Regions from separate parts of the Mus musculus genome. Here region 2 is linked to region 1. A link is a loop called in an ENCODE intact Hi-C map of the cell type or tissue named here. Cell type or tissue: heart. All regions are shown on one strand. Links, peaks and the distances in the headings refer to the core of each region. The heading gives the core; the rest is flanking DNA. Region 1 overlaps Gm32098 (a long non-coding RNA gene). Region 2 has its middle 24 kb from the start of 2310008N11Rik.

Region 1 (15,095 bases), core at 3,528-11,527:
GTGGTTATCACCTATAATCATTTAGCCTAATGTGAAAGTTGTACTCTGTCATGTGAATGGACCACAGAGAAAACAGTGAGGGTTCCTAGAAAATCGAAGTTCTGTCTCAAGACAGCAGGAGCACTTTCTACCCAAGTCCCCTGCTGCCTGCTTAGGGTTTTAGATGATCCATTTATCCTTCTCAGTAGTTTGAGCCAATTCAATAACCCCCCCTCTCTATCTATCTATCTATCTATCTATCTATCTATCTATCTATCTATCTATCTATCTATCTATCTACCTATCTATCTATCTTCCCTTAGTGGTCCTGTTTCTCTGCAAAACTTTGACTGATACCTCAAGTCCTATAGTTTGGATCTGAAATGTCCCTGAAAGGGCCATGTAGTTAAAACTTGATTCCTAGACTGGAACAGTTGGGAGGAGATGGAACTTCTTATCACTGGGGCCTTGTGGGAAGAAATAGATATGTGGGAGAATGTTCCTATAATTTGGGGATCCTGGGATATTTCTCTCTGTCTCTCTCCCTTCCTGATGAGCAGGGTAGTTTATTTTGCCAAGCATTCCCCACCATGTTGTACTGTGTGTCACTGTAGGCCTAGAGGTGACAGGGCCCAGCAACCATCAATAGAAACCACTGAAAGCATAACTGGCAAGAAACAAACCTTTTCCTTCATTAAATTGATAATTTTAGGTGTTTTGTTACTGTGCTGGCTAGTGCTATGTCGACTCGACACTAGCTAGAGCCATCTGGAAAGGGGGAACCTCAGGAATATGCCTGAACCTTACTAGCCTGTGGGTCAATCTGTGTATTTTCTTGATTGATGACCAGTGTGGATGGGTTGGTGGCCCTGGGTGCTATAGGAAAGTAGGCTGAGCAAACCATGATGAGAAAGCCAATAAATCGTGTGCCTCCATAGCCTCTGCTTCAGTTCCTGCCTCCAGATTCCTACCTTGAGCTTCTGTCCCTGTCTGACTTTCTTGGGTGATAGACTACAAGCTATAAGATGAAATAAACCTTTCCTACCCACGTTGCTTTTGGTCATGCTTTACCTCAACAATAGAAACCCTGACTTTCATAAAGACAATTTTCTGGTTCAGAAGAGTTTGAAGGCTTTGTGTCCTAATTATTGGGCCTAATCATTGAGAGGTGAGCAAGTGATGAAGGCTCTAATCCATAGAGGGGACAAATTAATGATAAATGGATAATTTGATAGTATTATTGGGGAATTACAGAAAAGTCCAGAGGCATGACTCATTTGGAGGAAGTGGGTCATGTCTTGGGACCTGTGTATATCCATTTCTTTCTCTGCTCTGCTCTCTGCTTCCTGGCTGTCATGAGATGAGCTCCTCCTGTCCTCTGTCACAATGCCCTTGCCTCATATCAGGTCCAAAACAATGGGGTAGCCATGGACTGCAAGCATGTGTCAAACACTGTTCCTTCTTTGGGTGGCTCATGTTTGTCCCAGAGATGAGAGGTGACCAACAGAGATGACTTTCAGACCACTACCCATATCTTTTAAAGATTGTCTTTAACTTAATGTTGGGATAATCATATAGAATTCCTTTCTAGGCTCTTCTGTGTTTCCTGTGATGAGGTTGCTCTGAGCATCTTAGCCTCTCATGCCTTCTCCCTACCATTGGTTCTGAGTGGTATGAAGGTTGTCCATAACGGTGGAAGCTTATGACAGGGAACATCGAGTGTTAGCTGGTGTGTTGTTTCTTTGCCTTCAAACCTGGGTTAGAACAACTCCAGAAGCTACTCTCAGTCACAAGTTCTATGGATTCCTGGAATCCTTTACTCTTTGTTAGATACCAAAGAGCTGTGCTCCTATCAAGAGGCACAAGAATCCTGGGGGCCTGGGTAACATGCTCCTTTTGTCTTTCTTTAAGTCCTTCCCCTACCCCTAAAGGGGACTTGTGACTGAAGCCTCACTGTCCCATTGCCCAGGCCAAAGGCTATATTTCTTGAGTCATAGTACTTCAGGTGAGCACTGGCTTAAGCAGCACAATGTGACTGCATCCTGACTCAGTGTTCTCAGATATACAACGGGAGGTAGGGGGAACTAGTCAACTGGACGTTCAGGATCGTTCTAAGGCTGTCCTGTCTAAAACATAAGGTTTCTAGTACACAGTAGACAATCCTACAGAAGGCAATCACTATTGCCAGTCTTCGGAAAAGTCTTTTGACCTATGTCATCCATCTTGAGACTTAGAGACAGGGACGAGGCTGGGAAAGAGCACCAAGTTCTCAGAAGGAGCAGATTTTTTTTATTCACGTAATAATGCCACTTCATTAGGAAGAATGACATATTAATCAAGTCTGCAAATAAGTAGAGGTCACTTACCACCATGCAGAAAATGTGGATTTGTATCTAGCCAAGAGCTTTTTCCAGAAGAAATGCAGGCAGTCAGTGGCACCTTCCTTCTACCTCAGCTCAACACTTTATTATTACATGAGTCGGTGGAACAACACTCATTTTCCAATCACATCCTTCCAGGCCCAAGACCTCAACTCGAGTCAGCTTCCATATACCTTATGTGGATTATCCATTTGATGAAGCATCTGCCAAGAAAGTTTTAATCTCCACCAAGTGTTCTAGCATCCCCCCTCGCTTCTCCTCCTCCTAGCCCTCAGCTGATGTGTGCTTAGGAAATGCAAACTAATTTTAAAATTCGCTGGAGCAAAACATGATTAGAATGGTTAAGTCTGCTGCCAAAAATAAAATCAGCTAATGCATTCCATATATTTAGATTTCCGAAATTAAGTTGAAATCATGCTTAGTTCATCCAAAGTTTGGGTTGAGACATATCACCCCAGATCGCTGCTAGAGGACCCTAATTTTTTTTCCTTTCTGGCAGTCATAAATTTGATCGTCTTGTAAATGGAACCACAGTTCTCGTGTCCCAGGGCAGTGTTTTTGCTCTGTCATCCTGCTGAACATGGGGTCATATACCCTGTTCACTTCAGAGAGGAAAACTCTATAGTACAGAGGAGAAGCAAGAGGCAGAGGACACTTCTGGCTCTATCTAAACTACAGCTTTCCTGCTTTTTTATCTCCTTCTTCTCAGCAGCACTAGATGCAGGAATCCATCTGAGGGATGCATCCCCTGCCTCAGGTGTTAGCACTGACAATGCTAGGCTCATTGCTGCCCTTCACAAACTCACAGGTTTTTGTTTGAGCAGGGGAGACAAGGTTAGTATCATAATACAACATACATTACAGAATACAATTAGTTGTTAAATGCTGTTTTATAGATTATTTAAGAGAAACCCAAGGGAGAGATAATTAGCAAAGGCTGGAGCAATTTCCAGGAGGCACCCAAGACAGGCAGTGTTGATCCTGGGAAAGAGAGAGAGAACATTTGGGGTAAAGGGACATTGAGAATATAGGCCCATCCAAGGCATGGTTGTGTGATGCAAAAGAAATCAGTTTGGGTGGAAGAGAAGAATGGTGCTAAGGACTTGTAGGAAACAGAGGTGCTCCAAGACTAAGCTACAAGAAACAGAAAATAGAGAGGTTGCTTGAAGAACAAAATGTGTGGCCGGTGCAGTAGCTCAGTGTGAAGAGTGACTATTGCTCTTGCAGAGGTCTGCGTCTGGTTCCTGGCACCCACCAGGGATGGCTCCCAATTGCCTGTACCTCTAGCGCTGGTTGATCCGACGACCTCTTCTGGCTTCCACAGGCATCTGCATTCATGTGCACACAGCCCACGTAGGCACATCATTTAAAAAAATCGTAAAAACCAAAGCAATGAAGGGTGGTTTATTTGAAAGACCCAAGGTGGGTCCTAAGAACAGGAGTGTATGGAAGACTGCATCGGGGCCCAGGAAGTCCTTATTGCATCTTTTGTCTTCAGTCTTTCACATCTGCCTCTGCCATAGCATCCCCGTTTTGTGTTCTTACAGCATTTTGTAGCCATCTCATGTCTTGAATTCGCTCATTCTCTTTCCTGCCCATTAGCTGCTTTTCTCCCTCTGTTTCGTATTACCAGTAGAAAAAAAATCCTGATGAGCACATGTCCGGTCCCATCAATTACCAACTAAGGCCACAAAGTACAGCCCAGACTACAAACACAGGTGTCATGCCCTTCTTGGGTGAGAGGGCAGATGGCACCCTAGAGGGGTGAGATGGGAAGCAGTGGGTGAGTAGGTAAGAATATGTAGGTCAGGGCTGCTCTTTGGTCCTTCTAGTATCGGATGAAGATACTTCAATTGTCTGGAATACGGTTACCTCATTTGCAGCAAATTCTGAACAATCTAGGTTTTTCCATCAGAAAGACTGGATTGTGGTCACTCATTGTGCTTTGACTATTTTCCCATCACATTTCTAGTTATGCTCATAGAATCAGCAATGCTTCTGGTCTCTGTGATTGAAGAACCTTCCTGTTGTAGGGATTTCTCCTTGGGTTGACTCCCTATCTGGTACCCTGAGTGCCAGGAGGTGGGAAAGTGAGACAGGCTCTGTAGTAGGCCAATGGGTATCCACAGTCTAGAGCAGGAGAGATTTTTCAATTCATCTTTTGCATGCATGGTATCTGTCAAGTATGTGATATTTAATGAAAGCCTTTTGAGCAGAATAAATAAAGTCAGTTTACAGATGTAAGCAATTCACAGCCAAGGAGCAGCTCAAAGAGACTTTAGCTTTATTATAAATAAGAGAAATAATCATAACAATATGTTTCTCCTTGCTCAGACATTCCTATGACACCGTTTCTTCTGTTCCTGCCAGCGGTGTCTCCGGGGACTTTGATGACCTCACCTCTTGTTTAGTTTTGTGGTGCACCTCAAACAATAGCTTGCAACCTTATTTATGTCCCCTGCTTACAAGGCAGGCTTGGGTCAGTCAACCCAGGTGCTGCTGATCTTTGGTAAAGGCAAGAAGCTGGCTCCAGTCACCAGAGAGAAAACCCGGACTTCTTCCACAGTGGTGTGGTAAGGGTAGAAGGGAGATGGTCACCTTCTTCCTGCTAGCCCCAGGCTCAGCCCACTAGGCAGGGCTGGAGGCTAATGCCAATCTGGAAGGTGGCCCACCCCTGCGAACTAGAAGGCAACAAATGAGACGAAATGAAAAATATAATGATGCATATTATATTAATCATCCTCCCTTTTTCTGACACAATAAATCTTCTCTTTAAACTCGTGGTAGCGATTGCAACATCTTCCTCTCTCCTCGAAACAGCACAGATTAAGATGAAGTGATAGTGCTGTGTCAAAAGAGAGCTTTACTGCCACACTTGGGATACAAAGAGAGAGGTTAATTTATCATCGCTGGGGAGAGCTGACAGGAGAGAGATATACAACCGAAAGGGGATTTAGCACAGGGCCAAGAAACTTCACACTATTTTTACCATCTGTCACATGCTCTAATAAAGCAGGGCAAAATATGAAGAAAGGAAAAATGAACTATCAAACACTGATGTAATGCAGCCCATAAATCTAATTTAATTACTTTGCATGGAGACAGGTCCTCGAGTCTGTGTGAATATACTGGATTTTCTTGGCAACTTAACAACTAAGTGTTTTAATAACATCACACTATAATTTATTCTGCTTGAAACACAAAACCCCTTTTGTGAGAGTTTCATTTTTGAGAACTGTTAATTTTTTCGGCTAATGTCAAAACTGGCATAAATTCACATGTGAACTTGAAGCCTGACTGTGAAAAAGGCTTAGGTTACCGCATGCCTTTTTATTGTTCCACACGTCCCCTGCTTCTGCATGCATTAGAAATAATTGGTCTTTGTTGATGACTTAGGTGAGGAGAGTCGTCTTGCAATTAGATTTTAATATAATGACAAAGGGTGTGTGAGGGGGGAATCTTTGTAAAATAAAAGGAGCTAAGAAAACCCAGTGAGTAGAGGCCCTGTTCTCCAGTGAAAAAGAAAAAAAAATTCAGTGCATGATACTCTTAGAAGCAGAAGTAGGCTGTGCCCAGAATCATGAGAATCCCACACAGGACAATGTAAGATCTCAGGGCTGACCAAGACACTGGGGCTGCAGGTCTGCCCTAGAGGGAGCCAGTGGGAGCAGAAAATAAATAAAAAAATACAATTAATATTCATCATGTGTCCTCCCGAATTTGGATGCAGTTACAGAAATTATTGTTAATAATGAAAGCCATATATCAAAGGCTATAAAACTCATCTGGGCTAGGACACTATTTTTTTAGGCTCTGTTCTGAACCATTAAAGATGACATATTGCATTTGTGCGCCTCTGTGTATAATAAGATACATTTAGGTCTGATTCTAACCTAAACTGGCAATTTTGGTATTGAACTTGAGTCCTTAAATGGGGGCTGTGACATTCCAGTCCAGAGGAGGTCAGCAGAACCCATCCATTCTCCCATGACCTCACTCAAACAGGGCAGGATGGATGGGTAATTAATTTGTTAGATCATCAGTGATTCATGTTGGAAAAATACAACACAGAGGCTCTTGACAAATTCAATTGAAATACAGTGGGGGAAAAGGATACGCATCCCCCCCCCCCCCGTAAAACCTCAAACCTTAAGCGTAGAGCAAGACAGACTGTGCAGTTCATTTATCTATTCCTTCAGGATACTTACTTTATAGAAAGCCCTGTAGGGTATATACGGGGAGCACACGCAGTCTGGTAACAGAGATACAGGGATTTGGACACTCCCAGAGCTTAGAAGCCATCTGTGGAGTTTGTGGAGGAACAGGGCTGGAGGTGTTTGGTCGTGATACCTGATCTGGATAAAAACAAGTGCCTGAATTGGAAGATTCTAACAAGTCTAAGTCCCATCAGGAACTTGACCACAATGTCTATACTGTTGACTCTTTGCTCACTGCCACCAGCGATGTGGTGTATGCTAAAAGTCCCAAGCTGTTCAAAGACCCAGAAGCCTGGAAGCTGAGAGGTTACGGGGTTTTGTTTTGTTTTGTTTTGTTTTGTTTTGTTTTGTTTTGTTTTGTTTAGAGAAGTAGTTTCAAATATATTTCTCCTGGTGCTTGTTTCTGAAAGTTCAGACTCCCCAGATCAGACCTGGAAAACACTCAATTCCTGTGGTTTCTCGTTCTGTTGAATTTGTGTGGGAGAAAAATGTACAGCCTTGAACTCTGAATGAAGCCCAGTGTGGAAGCAGTGGTTTTCAGTGGTGCCATTTCCAAAGCTCTCATTGCTGTTTCTAAAGACTTCCCACGTATTCTGTTACTGACCCGCAGCTTGGAATAGTGAACATTAAAAATTAAAAAAAAAAAAATCCAGGCTGCCAGTATTTACTTATGAAATGACTGGGGAGAGCCTGGCAAACCGGCTGCCTGGAAATTAGTGCACAAATTGAAAGTTTGAAGGCTTTTTGTTCCTGGCATTTTGACTTCCTCATCTGAAAAATGGGGATATTAATACCTACCTCCTGGAGTTGTTGTGAAGATTAAGTGCCGCTATGTATGTAGAGCATGGAGCACAGGAAAGGGATGGCTGCAATTATTATTTTATTATAATTATTTAGATTTCATACCCTCCTCTTCCCCTGTCTTCCTAACTTCCCCATTTCTCTCAGTGACTCTCCTCCACTCCTCCCCTCCCCCTACTCTTCCCCCTCCTCCCACTCCTCCCCTCCTCCCACTCCTCCCTTTTCCCCTCACTCCTCTCCTTCCACTCCTCCCCTCCCTTCTCCCCCTCCTCTCCCTCCTTTCCATCCCCTTCCCCCACTCCTCTTTCCCCTCACTTCTCTTTCCCACTCCTCCCCTTTCCCCCCCTTTCCTCCCCCTCCCCCATTCCTCCCCTCCTCCCCATCTCCTTCCCCCACTCCTCCCTTTCTTTCTATGTATCCCCCAACTCTTCTACCCTCACTACCTTCCCCCTCCTCATTGCTCTCCCCCAAGCTGATTTCCTCACAGATTCTTAGGAATCTGCTTCATTCAGTCCTCCCCTCTCCTCACTCTTCCCCAGATCCCCTTATTCCTCCCTCCTCCTTTTCCAAGTTTCTCCTCCCTCCATATACAGGAATCCTCTTCCCTCAGCCTCCCCCTTCTGGCCCAGCAGCAGAATGCAACCAAGCCACTTTCAAAAATAGAAAACAAGAAAACAAAAAAGCCATCTTCAAAAGAGGAAATACAAACAAACACCAAAACAACCAATGCCATACATGCCCAAAGATGACTTAGGCTATTGTTCAGAGATGGCCCTTCCTTGGGAAGCACTTAGCAGAAATAAAAGGAGTACCACACTGCTCTGGGGTGTGAACGCAGATGCAAAGGAATTTGAATTCCCCAAAGCAGAAGAGGAATGCTTTTACAATCAAAGAGCACAAGGAGTAGGAAGCTTACCAGGAATGAAAAAAGCCAGCAAAATTGATTGTGTGGTCTCCCTTAATCCATAGCTATTAGCCCAGGTGCCCATATGAGGTGAACTTTGACCTCTCATAGAAAACACTTGTGCTTGAACTCTTGGTGCTAACCCTGCCACTTGGCACCTTTGTTTTAGCTTACTAGTAAGGATGGCATCATTTATATGAGCAGATGACAAGGGCACTCTAGACCTAAGTTGCAAGTGTCCCAGCACCTTGTGACATGGGCAGAAAGGAGATAGAAGAGACACAAAAGGCCAGCACACTCCTCTGGAAGGTGTGGGGTTTTCAGGAAACACCTTCAAATGTGCACTGGCCCCAGATGCCTCCCCCGACTCCCCAGTGGTGTTCAGACATATTGAGTCTTCTTGGTTCATCTTTGCATTCTCCTCACTTGCTTGCTAATGTGTCACTATTGAGGAACACTCCAGGGCCACCATCGATGGTTCTTGCTACTTCATTGAATCCTCATAGAAAACCTTTAGAGTAGGTTTCTCCTCTCGTACATTTCACCAATGAAGGAACTGCAGCAGCCCAGAGTGGCAGGTGATGACCTAAGCCTACCTAGCTCACAAGTGGCCAGCCTCTTCTATCTGTCCCAGTGGCTATAATCATGACCACCATCTGAGGACAGGCGACATCTACCAGGCAGGGCACACCGTTAAAGTGTATCATCTCAAGCCAGTCTTGACACCCTGACTCTAAGAGACAGGTATTGCTTTCGTTTTACACAGAAGCTCAGAGAGATACTTAAACAGGCGGTAACTGTTGGCTATGATGTGGAATTAGATGGGCCTGGCCTCCACTCATGTTCTGTTGCTTCTGTTAAATCTCTAAAACAGAGGCTCAGCAGAAACCTGCCACTCATTTCACTTGACAGCTTCTGCCCTAGTAAGTGATGGTCCGGGACCTCTCTACTCCCTGAACAGAATGAAGGGCTTATTTCTACTGCTACAGTGGTGGAGTCTGAACATAGAGATGGTTTTGCCACCCAATTAGGCATGGAGCCAAACCTCAACTAACCTCATCACTGTGGATGGGAGTGACTGATAAACACAGGGATATCTCATTTTAATAGAACCCCAAAGCCAAAGCAACCTGGAATTAGAGAAGACCTTGGGGAAGGTATATTTATGGGTTTATATTGAATGTCTGTCTGTTTGTCTGTCTGTCTGTCTGTCTGTCTCTGTGTGTCTGTCTCTGTGTCTGTTTTTCCTAGTCTCTCTCTCTCTGTCTCTTTCTGTCTCTCTCTCTCTCTCTCTCTGTCTCTCTCTCTGTGTCCATCTCTAAGACAAGGTTTCACTATTATAGCCTGAGTTGGCTTTGAGCTAAGTATCTTCCTACATCAGACTCCCGAGTGCTAGGATTGCAGGTATGTGTAACCATGCCCAGCTCTGAGCAACTGTTCTAGTATCTTCAGAACCAGGGTCAACAAATGTTTTCTGTAAATTCTGTAAATGGTGAAAGAGAAAGAGAGAGAGAGAGAGAGAGAGAGAGAGAGAGAGAGAGAGAGAGAGAGAGAGAACTTTATGCCTTTGTGGTCTGACAGTCTCTGCCACAGGTACTCAGGTATGGTGTGATTGTGTGTTAGCAACCACAGCCAATTCCTGCATATGCCAGCCAGGCTATATTCTAATGAATCTTTATTTCCGATTGCTGAAGTGTGAACTTCACGTCATTTTCATGTGTCACAAAGGTCATTCTTCTTTTGATTTCCCCAACTACTTAAAAATGTAAAAACTATTTTTAGCTCACAGGCCACATAAAAATCCACAGTAGGCTGGATCTGCTTTAGGGACAGAGTTGATACACTTTGGCTTAAAACATTCAATTATGTGTCAGTCATTAGAAAATCTACTGTATAAATCAAAACACAAAATAGTAATCTATGTTTTGTGGGGGAAGGAGGGCCCCAGTGATTGAGATCTCCAAATACATTTTGTACCCTGCACGAAGAAAGAAACATTCTGTGTTGAGGGTAGCTACTAGACCACAGGGAAACTAGACCAAGGGCCTACAGGTAGATTTCTGGCCATTTGAGCAATGTTGATCTTTTTCTGCCTTTCTTCTTTGGGATGTTTTTTCTGATATGATCCTTGCTCTACAAGGTGCTGGCTGCCTGATCTTCTGACTGGTTGCAATCTTCTCACAACAAGCCCTCTGTTCTCCTACAGAGACCCCATCCTGACTCTCAGTGGCTTCCTCTGCCTATGTCATCCAAAACTGGAAAAAGAAAATCTTGTCATTTCTGAAAGTCCCTAAGGCTGCGACCCTTTATTACAGTTCCTCACATTTCTGTGACCTTCAACCATAAAATTATTTCCTTGCTTCTTCGTAACTGTCATTTTGCTATTGTTATGAACAATGTAAATATCTGATATGCAGGGTATCTGATATAAGACCTCTGTGGAAGGGTTGTCTGACCCCAAAGGGTCTCAAACCACAGGTTGGGAAATGCCACCCTAAGTAGTTCTTGGGGGACCTGAAGGAGATCTTCAAGGCCCATCAATGTAAGATACTCAAATGTCTGAAGGAACCAGTTATTTTTTAATACATCATTTTTGTTAATTCTTTGACAATTCCATACAATATTCTTTGATCATCTTCCCATGCCCTCCTCTAGCTCCTCCCAGATACACCTTCTCAGGCCCTTATCCTCTCCTGACTTCCTGTCTTCCATTCACTGGAGCATGGCTAGCCACCAGGGCCTCACTCTGAAAGAAAACTGGCTCTCCTTCTCCTAGAAGCCATCAAGTGTTAATACCTGCTTTGGGTGGGGCCTCACAGACCCCTCCTTCCTACCTCTGTGCTCGGATGTTGACTAGCTTGACTTTGTGTAGGCAACCACAACAGCCCTGAGTTCATGAGTGCAGACGTTGTATTGGGTCTAAAACTCTCTTTCTAGTGTTCTCCACCCCGTGGCTTCTGCACGTTTCCACTCCTCTTTTGAACTGGCTCCAGAGCCTTGATACAGGCTCTGTTTCAGGATCTATGGGGGTGATACAGACTGAGTTCACCACACTGATCCTCATACTCACGGAGTCCCTGCAATTGGGTCAGCTGTAAGTTTCTGTGTTGACCACTGTCCACTTCATAAGGAAACTTCTCTGATCTCGAAAGTAACCTATTGGTATAGTCACAAATTTCAAGGGCAGTCTAATGCTATGTCCACTTAGTAGAATAACAGACTGATGCTATGAGTCTACCCATGGGACCTATGAGACCCCCAATTATGTGTCCTTGGCCAGATGTACCATACCAGGTATGCATCTCTTTTGGTGGATAAAGCCTTAAATTCAACCAGAAAGTGGTTGGTTACACCCATAAAATCCATGCTACTACTCTATGGAAATTCCCGTTATTGTTTTACTTCACAGGGTTCATAAGCAGATAAGAGGTGAGCCCCTTTTTCCATCAGCAGACTGCATAGAACCCTCTAGTGCTATGAAAGCTAGCCAAGAGATAGAAGGGCTTTCTGCACAGTACCAACTTGGTTTCCTCATTCACGTCCTGTGACCAAAGCCTGTGGTGACTTCAGCAAGAGGCTCTTACCATCAAGTTCTGGTAGGTGACAAAGTAAAGTGGAAATGGCCTGTATTGTTGTGGCGGGTCTCAGGGTTGCCCCTGACAAATGACTTGAGGGGCAGTATCCCACACCTGACACTGTGGCTTCTGAGAGGAGCAGAGAGAAACCAAGTGGGTACTGTTCAAGAAGCTTCCTCCAGTTGGCTTGCTATATAGGCTGCACTAGGGTAACTCCATTTAAACACACACACACACACACACACACACACACAGAGAGAGAGAGAGAGAGAGAGAGAGAGAGAGAGAGAGAGAGAGAGAGAGAGGGAGGGAGGGAGAGAGAGAGAGGGCACAAGATGCTTTGGAGCCAGGTCTTGAGATGGTTTAAAGAAAAGGCAAAGATGCCATCGATTTAACAGAAATTAATTTCTTAATAGTTTTGGAACCTGGATGCACAAGAGCAAGGCTCTGGAAAAATCTGTTTTCTTGAGGGACATCTTCCAGCTACCTTATCGTTGTGTACCCACATAGGAGAGCGAGAGAGCACTCTGGTGTCTCTGAGGAGACGTCGAATATGTTCACACCAGCCTTCACTCTCACAATCTCATTTTTCTTTAATTACTTCTGTAGAGACACCATCTCTTAACACAGCCACACTGGAGACTTCAAGTGTTAGCTTGTTAGGGGTCTCAAGCATCCAGTTTATATGGTTGTGAGATCACAGCCCTTCTGAGGGACCCCATGCCATTTCCGTCTCCTCCTCCTGTGGCAGAGTCTGGTTTCTCCAGCTGTGATTGTCTTGTTTGAGTGACACGTCTTTCGTCTGCTCATCTCCTCCCATATTGGTCTCTGTCTGTCTTGCCCTTACACACCTTACTCCTCTCTTGCCTTTCTTTTGAGACCATTTTTGTTACTCTTTAAAAAATAGGAAGGAGAGAGCTTTTGGGGTGTGTGGTATCCCTGGCATGGGTTTCCCCTTGACCTTTTATATGTGGAAGCTGAGCTGAAAATACTGAGACATTGAACCCAGGCATAACCTTAGGAGCCCTGGTGTCCTGAAGAGCTGCCCTGGGTTTCTCTGAAGATTGCCTCCCGCCCTTACCTGTGTGCCTTCCCCTCCAATCAAAGGCTCTCTAGCTCATCAGATGTAGGTAGAAGGGACCTTCTGGTCTGCTTTCCTGGGAATCCTGTCTCTGTTGTAGAGTGCCCACTCTGGTCTTCTACAATAAAATCATTTTGAAATCTTAATTGCAACCCCACACAAACCAGAGCAGGGACTGGCCAGGGGACTCACAGCAAGTAAAAACTGGGGGTTGTGACTTGAGCTCCTTTGTCTTTTTGGTTCTGCCCTGTCTCAACCCTTAGGTGGGTCACGTTGAGGGGCAGGCAGGTGTGGCCTTGGTGCAATAGGACCCATTGGCAAGAGTTTCTAGTCAAAGGACACACAGGCATTTAGGGTCCTCTATGTGGAGGAAGATATACCAGGGTCCACTGTATACACACACAAAATCCAAGCCCCTGAATGCGTGGGGGATGGGATACGTCACACAACTAGATTCTGGCTCTCTGTGAGTCATGTATGAAGTATTGAAGCTAGAAGTATGAAAGAAAGATTTCCTTACCACAGGCCCTTCTCTCTCTGGGTATCCAGGGTCTGCTTGCTACTGTTCTTTTCCCCACTGCGAGACTTCTGGAAAATGAACTCTTTGAAGCTGTCTCATCTATAGGAAGGTAAAATCCTGTGTTGTATGTCTTAAGAGATGGCTGAGGGTCCTTGAGTCTGTTAGCCATTGTCCTCAAAGTGCTGTACCACAGCAAGTACCCATAATGAGTGAAAAGAGCAACCATCCCTTCTCACTGCCTTGCAGATCAATCAGATGGTTTGGGCTGTGGGTAAGCTGACCCAACTTCGGGTTTTGTGGGTCTCCTCCTGGGACCAGTGGACTAAAGTACAAAAATCACAAGTGGAAACAAATTGTCCAATCTAGATCAAAGCAGATTGCATGTCCAAGTCAAGAGTCAATAGGATCCACCCAAAGTAGGGAGCCCTCTTACCAGCTATGAGGCAAAAAACCACGGCGAGAAGGAGAAGATGGATTGTAACACAGTGCTGAACTACTCAACACCTCCTGGTAGTTAGCCAGCAGACCAGAAGGGGAGGAGTTGGCTCAGGCCAGGCTTGTTCTGCAAGGGAAGTTGGGCTACAAGAGGCAGGCAAAGAGTACACTCTACTCTTCCCATCCCAGAGTCCTCTGTCCTCGTCCACACTTGCTTCCAGCTTGGTCAGACCGAGTGTCTACAGAAATGCTTCCTGTGCCCAGAGGAGCACAGATTGTTTTAATGCGGCTGGAAACTTCCAACGTCAGAAACACAGGGAAGACAGCCGTTAACTCTGCAGGAAGCACAGCCCGGCTTCCCAGTGATGTCAGAATGTTTGTGTCTTTGTGTTTCTGTTTGGGCACATGGAACACGTGAGGATGGGTGGGCGGCTGAGTGGGAGCGCGGAGGTCTGTGTTTGTGTGCATGTGCGCTGTGTTCATGTTTTTGCCAATATGCCTGTCTCAGTCATGCTCAAAAATCTGTCTTTGTAGGCTGGGAGCAGAAAGAGGTTTTCAAAATTAGACAATATTATCACCAAATAGTTTTTGTTTTTTTAAAGAAATGAATTAAAAGGATCAGACCTCTTCCAAATGCTCTAAGTCAGGGATATGTGTGTGTGTGTGTGTGTGCGTGTGTGTGCATACACATGAATGTATGTATGCATACATGCATCTATCCCCTGGGCTGTATTTGGAGGTAGAGTATAAATAGATTGATGTCTTTCACCTCAGTTTCTCTGGTTCTATTTCTGCTGCAACTAAAATGATTTTTGGTAAGTTATCTTAGAACTCACACAGATGTAGAAAAACTGCTTGTCTTAATTAGTTACACATTACTTCTAATAATAGACTTTATCTATCTATCCATCTGTCTATCATTTTTAGGCCATTTGAGGATCTACTTTTCCATAGGTAGGGAGCGGGGAGTACAGGTTGGCCAATGCTGTTGTTGTCTTTCTGATGCAGTCTCTGGGTTTAAATCCTGCAGCAATGCACAGTTGGGCAGATTGGTTCTTGGTGAGTACCCCACCCCTGGTGCCATCCCTTAAAAAAATACCTCAGACACACATATGCATAAAGGAGATGGTAGATTAGGTTACCTGGGAAGGCAATACACAAATGTACCTTCACCAGAAGATTAACGGATGGTTGCAGGGAGT
Region 2 (15,095 bases), core at 2,817-10,816, 160 kb before region 1:
TTCACAGGGGTCACCGAAGACCATCAGAAAACACAGGTATTTACATTATACTTCATAACATTAGAAAATATGGTTATGAAGTAGCAACGATAATAATATTTTGGTTTGGGGTCACCACAACCTGAGTGGCTGTATTAAAGGGTGAATTAGGATGGTTGAGAACCACTGACTTAGGGCCTTCTTTTGGAGGGAAACACGGTACTTAATTCACAAAAATGTAAAAGCGACAAAAACCCTCGTCTTACAATGTCACAGATTCTCTTCTCACAGTTCTCTCTCTGGAGCCTGAGATGGTTCTTAAGCCAGAACAAGCATTCAGGCGTCATTGGATGGTGAACTATTTGGATAACCTTTCTGCCTTACAGAGTCTAGCATGTAGCAGGCTGTGGAAGCACAACATTTGCAAGGGTGGAAGATCTGAGAGCTTGGATAACCGTTGTTAGCCATCGAGTTTCAGATACACAATGACCAAGAGAAACTGGGTGCAGAAAGGCTTTGTTTCAGCTTAAAGCTCTCAGAGCGCACTCCCCACTGGGGAAAGCCAGGGCAGGAAATGAGGCAGAGGAACACTGCCTACTGGTTTGCTCCTTGTGGCTTCCTCAAACTCTATTCTTCTACAAGTCAAGACCATCTGCTTAGGCGGGGTCCCGTCCACGGTAGGCTGCCTACCCCTCCCAATCAATGATCAAGGAAATTTCACTGAGGTTTGCCCACCAGCCAGTCTGGTAGGGGCATTCTTTCAGCTAAGGTTCCCTCCTTTCAGATGACTCTAGCTTGTGTCTTCAGGCTAGATGCAGATGTATATGAACAAGTGCAAGCACATACACATTAATTCTGAGGGCTTATTCCCAAGATCTCCTTCTAAATCCTTTTTTGAAGATTGGGGCCCAAGGAAATGAATTCTTGTCTAGCCATTTCCTCATTTCTCTCTCTGAGAGGATAAGCCGCATTGAGCAGAGCTATTGGATCCCGTCCCTTCACGTCCTCTGCCCTGGGCCCCCACCTCTCAGGCTGGCACACCATCAGACAGACTCATTCCCTCAAAGTCACAAAACTTGTCTTAAATTGGATTTGCTGGTGGCTTTGTGTTCTCCGTGTCCTCCCTCTTTTGTTTTTGATTTATCGTTTTAATCAGCTCGAGTCAATCATTCGCTTTCTGTCTCGCTCACCATAAACACAACCCCTTGCCAAAAAAATTATGACTGTATTAAATGATTTTATTACAGTAAACTGCAGATTGTACAGTGTAAACACAGGTGCCGCTCAAGTTCCACACCCTCCAGCTCTGTCCAGACTAGCTTGTTGAGGTGGAGGAGGGGAGGGAGCACGGCGGGGGGAGGGGAACCACCTCAGAGTGTCAGGAGGTCGCCCTGTCTGACCCTTAATCACAGAGATGAGGTCATTGAGTCTCTGGTGGTGATTCCATTGGTTTCAGGCCACATACATGACTGGTGACAGAGCCAGAGTCACCCCCTGAGTCACCTGAGGCTTAAGACCTTTGTGCTATATTACCTTTCATTTATCTCTTCCCTTTCCTAAACTTACTTAAGGGGAATTTCATTACAGAACAAATTGGGAGGAAGCTGAGTAGGGCAACTTGCAACTCAGTGAGTCTCAGTCTTTTTGTATTCATCCCAGGAGGGGGTGGAGATGGGGAGGTAACTATGCTACAGATGAAGAGCAGATAGATCTTCCTCCTCCTGAGCAGGGCATGGAAGACAGGAAACCCTCTCATTCTGTAAGGTGTTGTTCTGGGGACAGGAAGGAGGGAGTGCCTGAGAAGCAGACAGACCAGGGGAAAGGGTTGCTAGGGAATGGTCCTAGGGAAGCGCCCCAGGCCAGTGCCTGGTGACAGAGAGTGAGGGGTGTCCTGGGATATCCAGGCCTTTCTTGAAGGCTTTGAGGCCTGTGCTTCTGAAACATCTTGTCCAGTTACTGATGGAACCAGGGAGTTTGTTCTCCTGTGGCATAGTTACGGAGAAGAGTAAGAAACATCTGGGGGAGGGCTGGTAATTTCTCCAAGAGACTAACTCCAAATATGCTCTTTCCCTAATCACACGAGAGGTATTTTCTAAGTTGGCCATTCATGTATGGCAGGGACTCATTGAGAAGTGAGTTCTATTTGAAGTTGTCACTCATTCTTTATTGGTGTGGCAAAACATCTGAGGGGGACACGAGTCCATTTTGCCAGTTTTAGAGCTTTAGTCCGGGCTGTGAGTACCATGGCTTTTAGGCTGCGGTGAGGTAGAGCAGCATGGGAGAGGACATGCCATAGAGCTTAGCTGCTCATCTCATGGCAGCTTGGAAAGAGCTCCAAGAAGACAGAGAGACCAAAAAGAAGATACCTACCTTTCAGAGGCATACCTTCTGTGACCTGCTTCCTCCAGAAAGCCCTACCATCTATAGCCCACTCAGCACAGGCTGAGCTGTCACTGTGTCGAGAGCTCCTTAATGATCGAATCACCTTTTGGGTTGTCCAACTTCTGAATGATACTGCACGGGAGACTAAGCCTTTAAGACAGGAGCCTTTCGGAGGGCATTCCATATCCAAACCATGGATGACAGTGGACATCCACCATTGATGGCACCTATTTGCCAGCTCTTTAGGAAGCAACATGTGTGTGCATGCGCTTGCGCGTGCATGCAGGCACAAGCACATGCACACACACACACACACACACACACACACACGTGCACACACACACACGTGCACACACACAGGCATACACACACACACACACACACATACATACATACATACATACATACATACATACAGAGGCAATTGTTTTTTTCTTTTTTTTCTTTTTTGGTTGCACCTCAACCCCTGTAGCTAGCATATCCAATACTCAAAAACTAGCTCCCAAGGTTCCACTGACTTCCCCCAGTTCTAATTTCTCCTTCATTTGGGTAAGTTTGAGCCGCCTGGAGAAGCTGTTTCTGCCGAGCCGGGGCTGTGTGAGAGAGGCAGGAACACAGACCCATCTGTTGAAGATCGGAACATAAATAGCCCCCTTTAAAAATAAATCTCCACTTTTAACTCTGCAGATAAAAATATCCGAATAAAGGACAGCTCTTAATCTCTACCTTCTCCTCAGCTCGGTCGAGCGAGCATTTCTAAGTGGAGTCTTTTTCCCCTTCTCCTTTTACAGGTTTCATTTTGGCTTTGATTCTAGTGAGTTTACTGACATATTACTTCATTTTAACTATATGGCTTTCCTGTCTAGTGGGAGGCATATTTCTAAGTATCATATTTATCAAAAGAGCTGTGCAAAACAAGGGCCAGAATTACTCTTTTGATGGTTCCCCCTCTAACTACAACTACAATAAATTTTGTGAGAAAGAATGCTCAACTGGGGACCTTTTATGTTAAAGCTGAGAACCAGGGTTCAGACACTGTCACATTCAAACCTCCACCAGTTGGGCTGGGTTTTTTCCCCCTTCTTCTCCCCTCCCTGGACAGAAATCTCACATCTGGTCTCACTTGCAAGGCTGGTCCTGGGCTCCCAGGGGCTCTATATTTCCCCCCTATAACTTTAAATCAGAGGAGCATTTCAGTAAATCACAGGGACACTTATTTATTGGACATAGTTTGGGTCTCTTAAAGCATGGAGAATAAATTTAATGGAGCGTTCCGAGCGTTCTCCAATCTTTTGAGGGATTACTTGGGGAATTTGTCAACTGCACCAGGCCCAGCCGCCTGATCCAGAGAGATGGGAAGGAAATGATGGGAGAATCTTCTCAGAGGACCCAGGTGGATTCTAAATCACCCGAGGAAGATTAATACAAGAGGCCAGTTGCCAGCCAAGTTGATGGGCAGCATTGCCGTTTATTTAATAAACTATCATTTCAGCTGGAGGGCGACTTTAATCTGAATTACACTCTGTTCTTGTCACCCACGCTTGCCAAGTAATTTATGGAATACCATGGCATGTTCTTAACCTCGAGCAGCCGAGGAGAGAGAGGAGAAAATGGAGGCCGCGCTGAGAACAAAGAGAGATTGTACAAGGAAAGGAAGGAAGGAAGGAAGGGGACGGCCCTGGGAGGCTGTGAAAACCCGGGGTTGAAGGGATTGGCAGGGCGGGGAAGGACAGGCGGTTGGACGGCTGGGTGGGAATGGATGGAGATGGAGGAGTGGAGAGATGATTGGTAGAGAGTGGATGGTGGGGCGAGGATGTATGTAAAGGCTGTCTAGTTGGGTAGGAAGCTTCGATCCCTGGAGTCTTTCAGTGAGAAAAGGCTATTGGGTCCAGTCTTTCTTCCATTAGGAAAGTAGGTCAGGATGAGTGCGGTAGGCTTGAAGAGCCTAGGGTCCTACGTGGTAGTAGGAGCATTCTATAGAGGAGGAAGGAAGATGCAGTGTGTGTTGCTGATGGAGTTGCAGGGTGGGGTGGGGGCTGGGGACAAAGGCATCTTTATGTTTCAGAAGTGCTTTTATTTGGAGGCAGAGCAACAATGACACTTTGGTGAACACTCACAGTATTGGTTGTTAACAGTTGCCAAATCCGTGCCCTGAGACTGTGGGTCAGGAGATCTGATGTGTCCTTCTCCTAGTCTTGGTTAAGGGAGCAGGGAGACATTCATGGTTATAGGACATGATTCGCAAGGTGAGCCACGGTGTGAACAGAAGCCTAGAAGGATGAAGGTACCCGAGCCTTAGCTGGTCAGGGGCTTGGGGAACGCTCCTTTGGCCGTCAGGCCCTTCAGCTTGTCTCCCTGGTGACTGGAGAACAGGAGCTCTGCACATCATTTCTCAAGAGCATCTCAAGACCCCTCCCTCGATGCTTCGCCCTTTCCTCTTTCGCTCAGTGAAATCAGTCCTTGCCTTACACTTCCCGGATGGCCACGTTGAAAGCATAGTGAAGATGCAGGGTGCCTGCAGAAATGACAGAAGAGGCCAAGGGGAGTCGAGATGACTAGATGATGCTAGTCCCGAAGAACTCTGCATGATCTCTCCTTCACTAGATTCAAAGCTAGGTACAAATCGGTACCTAGGCTTTTGTGAAGGTGGGGATAGGCATGGATCTGGAAGAAACTGTAGGAAGAGGGCTTAATTGTTCCTAGTGTACTGAACTCTGGCCTTGCCATTCTTCCGGTGCTTGTGACCCTCATGACCTAGCTCCATCCGGCTCCGTCCCCTGTCTCCTCCTGGTCCTGTGCTCTGGCCTCCTTGCAGAGGCACAGGCACATGGGAATCAAGCTTCCCCCTTTACTGATTCATTTGATCCTGCATGCACTTCAAGGTCGAGAGCAAGCTTTGTTTTCTTAGAGAGCATCCCCGCTGGCTTCTGTTTTCTCTGACAGCTGTGGTCCCCGAACACTTACTTCCCATTCCTCCTCTTGGTTCCTTGATCCTCCATCTGTCCTAGCTCACTGGTAAATGGGGGACTTAGATGAATGAGCTCTAAGCTCTGCACAGTTCTAGGCTCCTACATCTATTTGCTCTACCTCCTCAGCTTGGCTGTGCATGCCTCCAGAGCAAGGGCAGCATCCTTCCCTCCTGTAGCATCCTACAATATTCTAGCGCAGGACTGGGGCCTGGCTGAGTATTCTCCAAGTGATTTGCATTACCTGGCTTCTAGATGTCCTTTTCTCTTAGTAGAGGAAGAGGTGGCTTAGATGCCCTGGAAGCCTTCTATTAAGCCTGCAATAAAACTGCTCTGCAATTAGCGGACATGTGTGGGAAGCTATGATATTTCTGCCTTCAGTGTGTTTAGTTGGTTTAGATAATTTGTTCAGGAAGCTTTCCCCAGCAAAGGAGGAAAGGGGATGCTTTTATTAAATGAATATCAGGGTACTCCCCTGTGTTTTGTATGTAGCTCATTAGACACAAGTGCCCTGGTGGTACCGACCCATAATCCCAGCTACTCAGAAGGCTGAGGCAGGAGAATCTTATTAGGTTCAAGTCTTATGAGGGGCTACGAGACAGGTTCAAAGCCAGCCGGGACAACTTAGTGAGACCAAAGTAAGAATGGGTGGGGATGGCATAGCGTAATAGCAAGTATATACCTCGCAAAAGGTGAGACTGTGGGTTCAGTCTTTAGGACAGCCAAGAAAGCAAGCTGCTCTCTCTGATTCCTATCTGAATCCCCACTTGCAAGGTTCCAGCAGGTCACTTGGTTTGTGACTCTTGTTTGCACATCTCTTAGACAGTGATCCCAATATATGCCCCGTCTCTCTCAGACGATTGCTGTGGGAATACAGAGACAGGAAAACAGGGGACAATGCTCTCTAAACTGGGACGTTAATAGCGGCTCAGACTTCTTAGCCTAAGAGGTCAAAAAAGTAAAATGTAAACAGGAACAGAAAAAGACGCATCGAGGGTTTTTTTTTGTCCCGCCGACTCACTAAGGGACAAAAACAAACTGCTTTTTTCTGGATGATACTCTGTGAAAATTGCTCCCATCCTCCCCTCCACCTCCCTCCACCCCCCCGAAAACATGGAAAGGAAAAAGTGGAGTGTGAAGGAACATTCTGGTATATTCTGAGAGTTGACTCTGGGAGGAGAGGAAAACATGAGCAAACAAAAGCTGTCACTCACTGGCAAGCTGCTTCCCCAGGGGAATTATCTTTATAAAGAAAAAGCAAAACCTCTGCTGCTGCCCGCAAGCTGGGAGCAGACAGCGTGGTGAATGGCCGCCTCTGGGCCGTGCCTCCCCACCCAGTCTTGGGTTCTACTATCTTGGAAGAGTTGGCTTGCTGTCTCCCGAGTGGAGAATGCCTCCCCATCCTTCGGTGTTCCCATGGTGATTTCTATAAACAGGCACGTCCAGGGGTGTCATAGCTCGCACCCAGATCTCCTAGAGCTGCACCTTCCCTCTGGCTGGCGGCCACACTCCAGAGTCTCCATGCCCAGCTCCAACTTGCTATGTGCACCCATCCATCACTCTCACAGTACCTTATCGACTTAGAGGGGCCCTGGAAGCTGGCAGTGAGAACTCCAGCCTTCTAGAAACCTGTTTGTGTGCAAACAGACAAAGGTCTCTCTCTCTCTCACCCTCCCCCACTCCCCGCCCCCACGCGCAAGCGCGCACGCACCATCCCGACTTTTCCAAGACGATGATTGAGTTTTTCCCCTCTTCTGCTTGATATTTCTGCCAAAGCAAGAAAAATCCTTGTTGAAGTCTAGCAGGAAATCCAATAAAAATTCTTCAAAAGATGGGCTTGACATTGAAAAACAGCAAAATTATAAAATAGGCCTTAGAAAAGAGAGAGGAGAGTTATTATATCTGGCACGGAGCAAAAAGCCCCGAGACCCCGTCCAAATGAGCCATCGTAGATTGAAAGTGTTTAGCTTCCCGTTGATTAAATATGGAGAAGGACCCAGGGCCTGCCAAGCCTCGGGGATCCAAAGTTTGTTTTCAGTCAGAATGTGTTTTCAGTCAATGGAAAAAATGGTCGGCCTGTGCCGGGCTATGTAACGGAGAAGCCCCAGGTTTGCAGTGAGTAATGGCTCTGAAGCAGAAAACCATGCGGGCTGTTAATCATCCCTCGCAGGGCCCTGTAATTTCACTCAGCGACTCAGTAGGCTTGGACCATGCTCCCCTTCCCCCCTCCATCTCCCTCAGCTCATTTTGCTCAAGGGAGAAAAGAGGAGCCCGTCTAGCGTTGGGTCCATGTTTTAGTTCTTAAACTCTTCTCTTCATCCCTCTGCCCGCAGCACCCCTTTGCCAGAGGCAGGATGCCAGCCTTCAGGATGAGGAACGGAGTACAGATGTATTTAAGTCTATGGGGCTTGTTCAGGGGAACTTTTCTTGTCCCACGGGCGCTCTGGAATCAAAGCCTGGGAAATCCCCCTCCGCCCCATCGCCTTCCCAAGGCCAGCTGTTTGTGGAATGTTCTTAGATGTTCTTGAGCAGGGTTGCCTTATTTCTGCTTTATAGTTTTTTTTTTTCTCTCCTTCCTCTTCCCCTTACTTTTTAGGCAAGGTCTTCCTTTGTAGTCCAGGTTGGACTCAAAGCTCCGTGCCACGCAACATTCTTGCCTGGGTTTACAATTTTCATTTCTCCTGGGCTCTTATGGATCTTACCCCATTCTCATTTCTGATGTCATTAAAGTCCTCCGCAGCTGGGGAGGCACAGGAAAACAAAGGGAGAGGGGGAAAGGACAAGAAAGTAGGGAGGGGATATGGGAGAGGGGAAGAGGAAGAGAGAGAGAGAGAGAGAGAGAGAGAGAGAGAGAGAGAGAGACTCTTGGAGATGGCTCCTGGCACAAGACAGGGATGGGATTTTGGTAGGCCAGACCTCCCTTCTTGTTAAATACTGCACCCCTCTATTTTCTGCTTTCTTGAACACACACCCTTTCTTTTCCAGTACCGTTTACCCAGTATAAGCAGAAACAGCGGCAAGAGGATGCTGTCACGGTTCGTGATTCTTGTTGTTTTCTAGTCTACTCCCTGGTGCAGGTTTCAGAACCTGCAGCATCACTGTTTAAAATGGCAGCAAGGGGCCAGAGAGGCTGTTCAAATGGTGGTCACTGTGAACTCCATCCGGGCACCAGGATTTGATTGCAGGAAGTCACTTCAACCAGGTTTTTATATTTTATTTATTTTTATTTTTTATTTTTTTGAGGGCTTGGCAAATAAATGGAAGTAAATAAATGGCTTTAAAGTTATGGCATGGGGATGCTTGGTGGTTTAGCGGAGACAGATCCTTCTGCAAGGAGAGCGAGAGCACAGTCAGCAAATACCCCAAGTAACCAATGACAATAAGCGCTGAGGAGGAGGCGTCAGCTCCAGGGATCTGGCCTGCCCTAAAGAGACAGCTAGAGAAGCTCTGGGCAAGGGTGGAGCTAAATAGAAAGCTGTGGGCAGGATGGTAGTGGGGAAGCATGCTTGTATGCCATCATTTGGGGGAAGCATCGCTGTAAGGAAGTAAAGTCTAGTCGGATTGGTCCTTGTGTATAACCTCTGCCTTCACAAAGCTATCCTCTCCAGTCATATCCTTTGCAGAGTAGTTACAATGTAACAACGCTGGGCGGAGAACGTTCCCATTACCCAACTCAAACCTCTCCATATGATTCTATTTGGCAAGATGAGGAAACCCAGCAGCGACTCAAGCATCGGCATTTCAAATCGTGGAGGCTGCTGACCAGAGGGCCCCGTGGGTAGCAGCAGGACCCAGGTTGAGCAGGGGGGGTCAGTGGCAGGTCACTGTCATCATCAATCATGCAGGAGCCTTTTGTCTGCAGGGGCAGGGTCTGAGCTAGGCATGGAGCAGAGCAGGTGAACCAACAGTTTAAAGGATTCACTGGTGACGAGAGGGTGGGCGGTAGGCAGGAGCTCTTGGGGTGTGGAATCTGCGCAGGGAAGGAATGCGCTATCCCACAGTCCACAGGCAGCAGTGCAGGCTTGCAGGTCACAAGCTGCGCCTTCCCAGTGCTCAGGTGTTCTTGACACTGAGTTCTTAGGCACGTCTCCATCTCCTTTTTCTTTTCTCTTCTTTTCTTTTCTTTTCTTTTCTTTTCTTTTCTTTTCTTTTCCTTTCCTTTCCTTTCCTTTCCTTTTTTTTTTTTTTTTTTGAGACAGGGTTTCTCTGTGTAGCCCCCAGCTGTCCTGGAACTCACTTTGTAGACCAGGCTGGCCTTGAACTCATCTCCTTTTTCAATATCCCTTTCACCACAACACTAACAAACTTAGAAGGAACTAAGAAACACATTGTTGCACTCAATTCAGAGAAACTTAAAGTCTAAAGGGAAAGAATATATTCAGGGGGACCACACACACATACACACACATACACACACACACACACACACACACACACACACACACACACACTTGCACACTGTGTTGTGTTAGTAATCTCATGTGTTCACAGAGGCTGGCTGTGGATGGAGCTCAAGATGGAGTCCTTCACCAGAGCAAGAACCAGCAGCGCAATGAAGTGAAGTAGCTCGCTTTGGCTCCATGGCGGGAGGCAGATGGGGCCAGAATTCTGCCTCAGGCTGCTAGGTTCTATGACCACCGGGGCCCACGGCAGTGTCTAGCTTGTGTAGAAGCAGTGAGGTCGTTGATGTGTTCTTGAGTGGAAGGAAAGGCTTAGGTGAGCAGGCAGAAGCAGACTGTAGCAGGGAGAGGGCGGAGCCAAGCCAGGCCAGGAGGGGTGTGGGGAGGAAAGCATTGGGGAGGCTGGAAAGTGTAAAGGATTTGTGTAGGGGTGGGGTGGGAGGGAGCTTTCAGAGGTGGGTGGGCCTGGTACCTGTTGCACGGGAATGACTGAGCTTTATTTTAGTAGAGGAGGAGGTGGTGAGGGAGGCCTGGAAAGAGAGGAAGAAATTTGGTGTGTTCCTTATGAGGAGGAGGTGAAGTTATCTGGGCACTCAGCTGGAGCTGGCAAAACCTAAGGAACCAAGTGCCAAGAGGGCTTTCACTGCAGGCCTGGTTCTGCCTGAGGCATCTGGGCCAAGGTCACCAAGCTAAGTCATGTCTCGGATTCCAGCGACCTTGCTCTTTAAATAAAGGGATTAGGCCAGATAATCCCCTGACTATAAAATTCTGCATGTGGTGGGAGCTGAAGAATGGGGTGGGGGGGGGGTAACCAAGGACGGGTGGTGGTGGTGGTGGTGGTGGTGTGAAGAACCCAGAAGCAATGGGAACCTGGAGTTAGAATGGAGAACAGGAAGGAAGCTTAAAAAAAAAATAACCACCACTAACTACCAACAAAAAACCAAAGCCTTCCCTCTCGATTTGTTTTGCTAGGTGGAAACCAAGGCACAGACAGGCTAAGCTTCCCAGGTCATACAGCACCCCACTGGGAGGTCCACCATCCAGGCTCTGGCCTTTAGCCTGCTAGAGTCACCTAGGCCTCATCCCCTCAGAGAGGAACCCGTGGGGGAGACTTAGCCCAGAGCTGGGTGGAAGAGGAGTGCGTAAGCAGTGCCCATTTCACCGCATAGGCTGAGTAATGGCCCCCACAGGTGGCTGGCCACAGTGCAGAGCTACTGCCCCGGTTGGTTCCACTCTTTGCCCTGTCAAGCAGTGATTACCAATGCTCGTCTTAAAATGGTAGGCTAGACTCTGCCTGTGCCAGGGGTGGTGTTGGTGGTGGCTGTCGTGGCGGTGGTAGTGGTGGCAGTGGCAGTGAGGCCCTGACATCCTGAAAGCCATCTACAGAGGAAATTGAAGACTAGGTGGGACTGAAGCAAATGCCCTCTGTGGTGGCAAATCCTCCGGGGCATGTGCGCCTTTGTTGCTTTTGTAGGCCCAGAGCCCTGCTCCTTATACTCCCTGTGACTGGCATGAAAGGAGTGGGTAGTTGGCCTGCAGCTTGGGCGTGGCTCGGTGGGTGGAGGTGGCCTGGCTGAGTGCTGCTTGGGTTGTGACACTTCTGTGAACCTCACTCCCTCTGGGCTCCTATTAGCATGCTACTCCAAGGGAGGCTGGTAAAAGTTAACTGGCCTTCCTGCCTTTAGCAGGCCAGGGGTGGGTCAGGGAAAGGTCACTGAAACCTGCAGGATTGATGGTCCAGGAAAACGTCTCTACCCCGTTTCTTCCAGGGTGAGAACTGGAACCTATTCCCAAAGGGATCCCTTTCAGGGGTCTTGTTTCTGCGGGCCAGCTCTTCTCCAGCCTCTGGGTCCACATCTGGGGATGGGAAAGTATATAGCAAGAGCCAGTGGGCAGACTCTGAAGGGATGACAGGCCGTGGAATTTGGGGGCCCTGGCCAGGTGTGACCCCAGCCTCTGACCCCTGGTGGCCTGGAGGGTAAAGAGGTGGGAGGTGGCGGTTGGGAGGAGGTTGCTGGCTAACATTTACCAGGATCTTTGAAGCTGTAAATGCTTCCCCCAGCCCCTGCTGGGATCGATGGGGTCAGAGTTCACTGGCACTGGCATGGTTGCCTGACTCTTGAGTGGGCTGGGAGTCTTGCAGGCAGATGGGGTAGGGACCCATGTGATGATGGGACATTCTCTAGAGGTGGAAGGCTCATGGGAAAATGATATTTTTGGTGCTGTGGCTTGGATCATGCCCAGCGACTTGGAGGCTTTGGGAGGGGCTGATAGAGGTTGTTTTTGTCAAACGCTCTCGTGTCTCTTGGGTAGGTTTCCCAGGTTGTGTTTGGTCACACTAAGATCAGCTACTGAAAAATGAAGGAGATTGAAAGTCTGCCTCTGGCAGGTTTTAGTTGACATGTCCTGGACTGCCCAAGGTTTCAGGTCCCACTCAATGCTCTTTCTTGCCTGGAACCCCCCCACCCCCACCCCAGTCCTATTTCTTCTGCATGCCTGGGTCTTCCCCTTCTCAGCACGAACCCTATTTACCCATTATGTCACCTCTTACAGGAAGCTTTCTTGGAACGGCTTTTGCTCCTGCTCAGTGTCAGCTCGTTCATTAACCCACTCAGCTAATATTGATAACCGTGGGGGCAGCACCTGTTCTTCTGGGAACGTGTCACTGCATGTAAAGGCAGCCCCAAGTCCTTCCTTCAGGAAGCCTATATTCTCCAAGGCAATAATAGCTAACATTTATATAGCTCTGCTTGGTTTTATATATATATATATACACACACACACATATATATTAATGTGTTTAATCTGTAGCCCACCTCTATGAGGTAGAAATAGCCTCCACATTACATGATGGCCATTTATTATAATTTGGCCACAGATCCATGAGAGAGGTAATATTTTTCTCCTTTTCCCAATGTAAAAAACAAACAAACAAACAAAACCAAGACTGACAGGGGTCAAGATCACAGAGCCAGTAAGCAGTCGTTTGAAGCTGCTGAGCCCCAGCCTGGCCAAGTACAAGTTGCTTTCTTATAATAATACTGATGTTCGTTTCTGTTTAGCATTTTCTTATTTATTTATTTTTTCCACATCATCTCCATCATCCTAGAACCTTCCCCCAAGGTAGTGACCTTGGCTTGTTGATGCCTATTCTTTGAACACCCACCATATTGGGCAATTTAATTGGCATCCAATGAATATGGCCCTGTTGATTGGTTGCCTGTTGTAGCAGATGGTGAGAAGAATGCAGGAGTGGATACATTTTTTTTCTTTTTGTCTACTTATTTTTTTAAAGGTTTATTTATTTATTATATGTAAGTACACTGTAGCTGTCTTCAGACACACCAGAAGAGGGTGTCAGATCTCATTATGGATGGTTGTGAGCCACCATGTGGTTGCTGGGATTTGAACTCGAGACCTTTGGAAGAGCAGTCAGTGCTCTTAACTGCTGAGCCATCTCTCCAGCCCCCTTGTCTACTTATTTAAACAATTAAAAATCACACTTACTTATGCACGAGAGCCCTTGCATGGGGGTCAGAGAACAACTTGCAAGAGTTGGCTTAAGCCTCTCATTAGGTGAGTATCAGAGACAGAGCTAGCTCATCAGACGTGGTGGCAAGTGCCTTTACCAGCTGAGCTATCTCACTGGTCTTAGTTTGAATTTTATTCATCTATTTGTGGTGTGTGTGTGTGTGTGCATATGGCATGCGTATGTGTGGTTGTTGGAGAACAACTTGCTAGAGTTCTCTCCATCTACTCTGTGGATCCCAGGGATCAAACTCGGGTCTTCAGGCTGGGTGGCTAGTACCTTTATCCACAGAGCAATCTTGCTGGCCCAGCAGCTGATATTTATCTGTTAGTCTCAAAGCTGGGTCTTGCTAACCATGATCAGTTTTAGTCTTTACAGCTGTTACAGAAACTAGCCTTCAGCAAGCAGACAGCGAGTACATGATCAGGCTAAGATTTGAACTATAGCTTTCTCTGAGTAAAAATTCTGTGTCCCCTCCCCCAACCCTTTCTTTACCACCACAGGCTTATTTCTGGGAAGGTGGCCTCGGTGGAAAGTCCTAGGGTGAAGCTGCTTGGATGCTTGCTCTTCCATCCCTACCTGGCTCAGGGAGACAGGAACTGGGTGGTCCTTGGTAGACGGAAAGGCATCTTGGGAAGTAGAGGCTTTCTGGCTGCAAGTATAACCTGTTGAGATGTCTGAAGTGGTTAAAGGGAAGTGGATCACATTATAGGTGTTTGGTTTTACCGTTACTGCTGAACTGGTAACAGCCTGTTCCAGGGCAACAACTGGATTCAGGAGGAGCTGGCAAATGCCACGGGCAAATGCCACGAAGGATTATGGCAGAGTGGATGGTAGTCTTAAGGCCTGAGGCAGAGACAGAGGGTTCCTTTTTTTACGTATATTTCATTCCTTTGTTCTGACATCTGCTTCCCTTCTCCATTTCTTTCAGGCAAGAGAGAAGAACACAGTAGGGTTTCCTGATCCATTCATGTCTCAGTGGGTCCAGTAGACTGGGCAACTGGGGGACATATGAAGAAATGGGGTACACGAGGGTGTGTGGATGAAAGCAAAACACCCCCAAAACCAAACCAAAACCCCAAAACCAAACCAACTAACCAACCAACCAAACAACCTCCCTCCCCCGAACCCAATGTCTTGAACCTCCAGGTCCCCACTCTGACCAGCAGGGCTTTTAGGGCCCTACCTCTCCCATTGGATAGCATGCCAAGTCCTCAAGCCCTTTGGCTAATCTCCTATTTTCTTTACTTAGAGTCAACATTCAAGCATACTGCACCCGAATGGACTAAGCTTACTGAAGTCACCCGCAGGTAACTTGATAGACGGCTGAGACAGCGCCCATGGTGGGAATTAGGCAGTGCCTGAGCCAAAGAGACATGGGGAAATGACCTTGAGTGAATGTGGCACGCAGGTGGCCTTGTTTCACAAGAGGATATCACCTGCTCTGCATCTGCCATGCAGACTGAAGGCTCTGTGCGTCTAGTGTCTGTAGGGTTGATGGTGATAGAGGCTGGGACCATGTGTCAGCAGCCAGGCCTCAGGCAGAAAGGCAGAACCTCTGGTCCTGCTCTGGCTAACTGGCAGCAGATAGGGCAGTTGACAGAAGAGAAGGGAGTGGGTCCCATTGTTCTCAGGTGTCTCCAGCCCTCCACCCTAGCTGCAAAAGATTATTCCAGCAAATGATCTGATCTCTTCTTAGGGTCAAGGGTCACAGTTGAGAGTGGCATTGTCAGACAGGTGTCGTAGGAGCCCTATGCTGACGCCTGCCAGTTCCAGAAGGCGACACTGCTCTGTACAGGGGCCAGTGGCAAAGGAGAAACTTAGAGGTCTTTTGATTTG

What was found. Hi-C counts contacts between places; a loop is a spot of excess contacts. Peaks named below come from ENCODE experiments on the same cell type or tissue, not always from the same donor. Only the 100,000 strongest peaks of a DNase experiment are listed, where the experiment ranks them.
Region 2: it touches region 1 in a loop (2.2-fold over the local background); 2 of 42 quality-filtered maps call a loop at or near these places.

The regions. Positions count from the first base shown.
Region 1 is chr8:26,680,203-26,695,297 of GRCm38, reverse strand. All of the region lies in intron 2 of Gm32098 (a long non-coding RNA gene), which reads left to right. Among named protein-coding and RNA genes, the nearest start is that of Gm32098, 11 kb to the left of the region's middle. In heart, for the core only: CTCF peaks have their summits at 6,013 and 8,004 (motif pointing left); no DNase peak of the experiment used is centred there; H3K27me3 peaks cover 185 bases.
Region 2 is chr8:26,840,950-26,856,044 of GRCm38, reverse strand. No RefSeq gene overlaps it. Among named protein-coding and RNA genes, the nearest start is that of 2310008N11Rik, 24 kb to the right of the region's middle. In heart, for the core only: no CTCF peak of the experiment used is centred there; DNase peaks (open chromatin) are centred at 6,784, 6,994, 7,714, 10,354 and 1 weaker place; H3K27ac peaks cover 2,272 bases; H3K27me3 peaks cover 1,024 bases.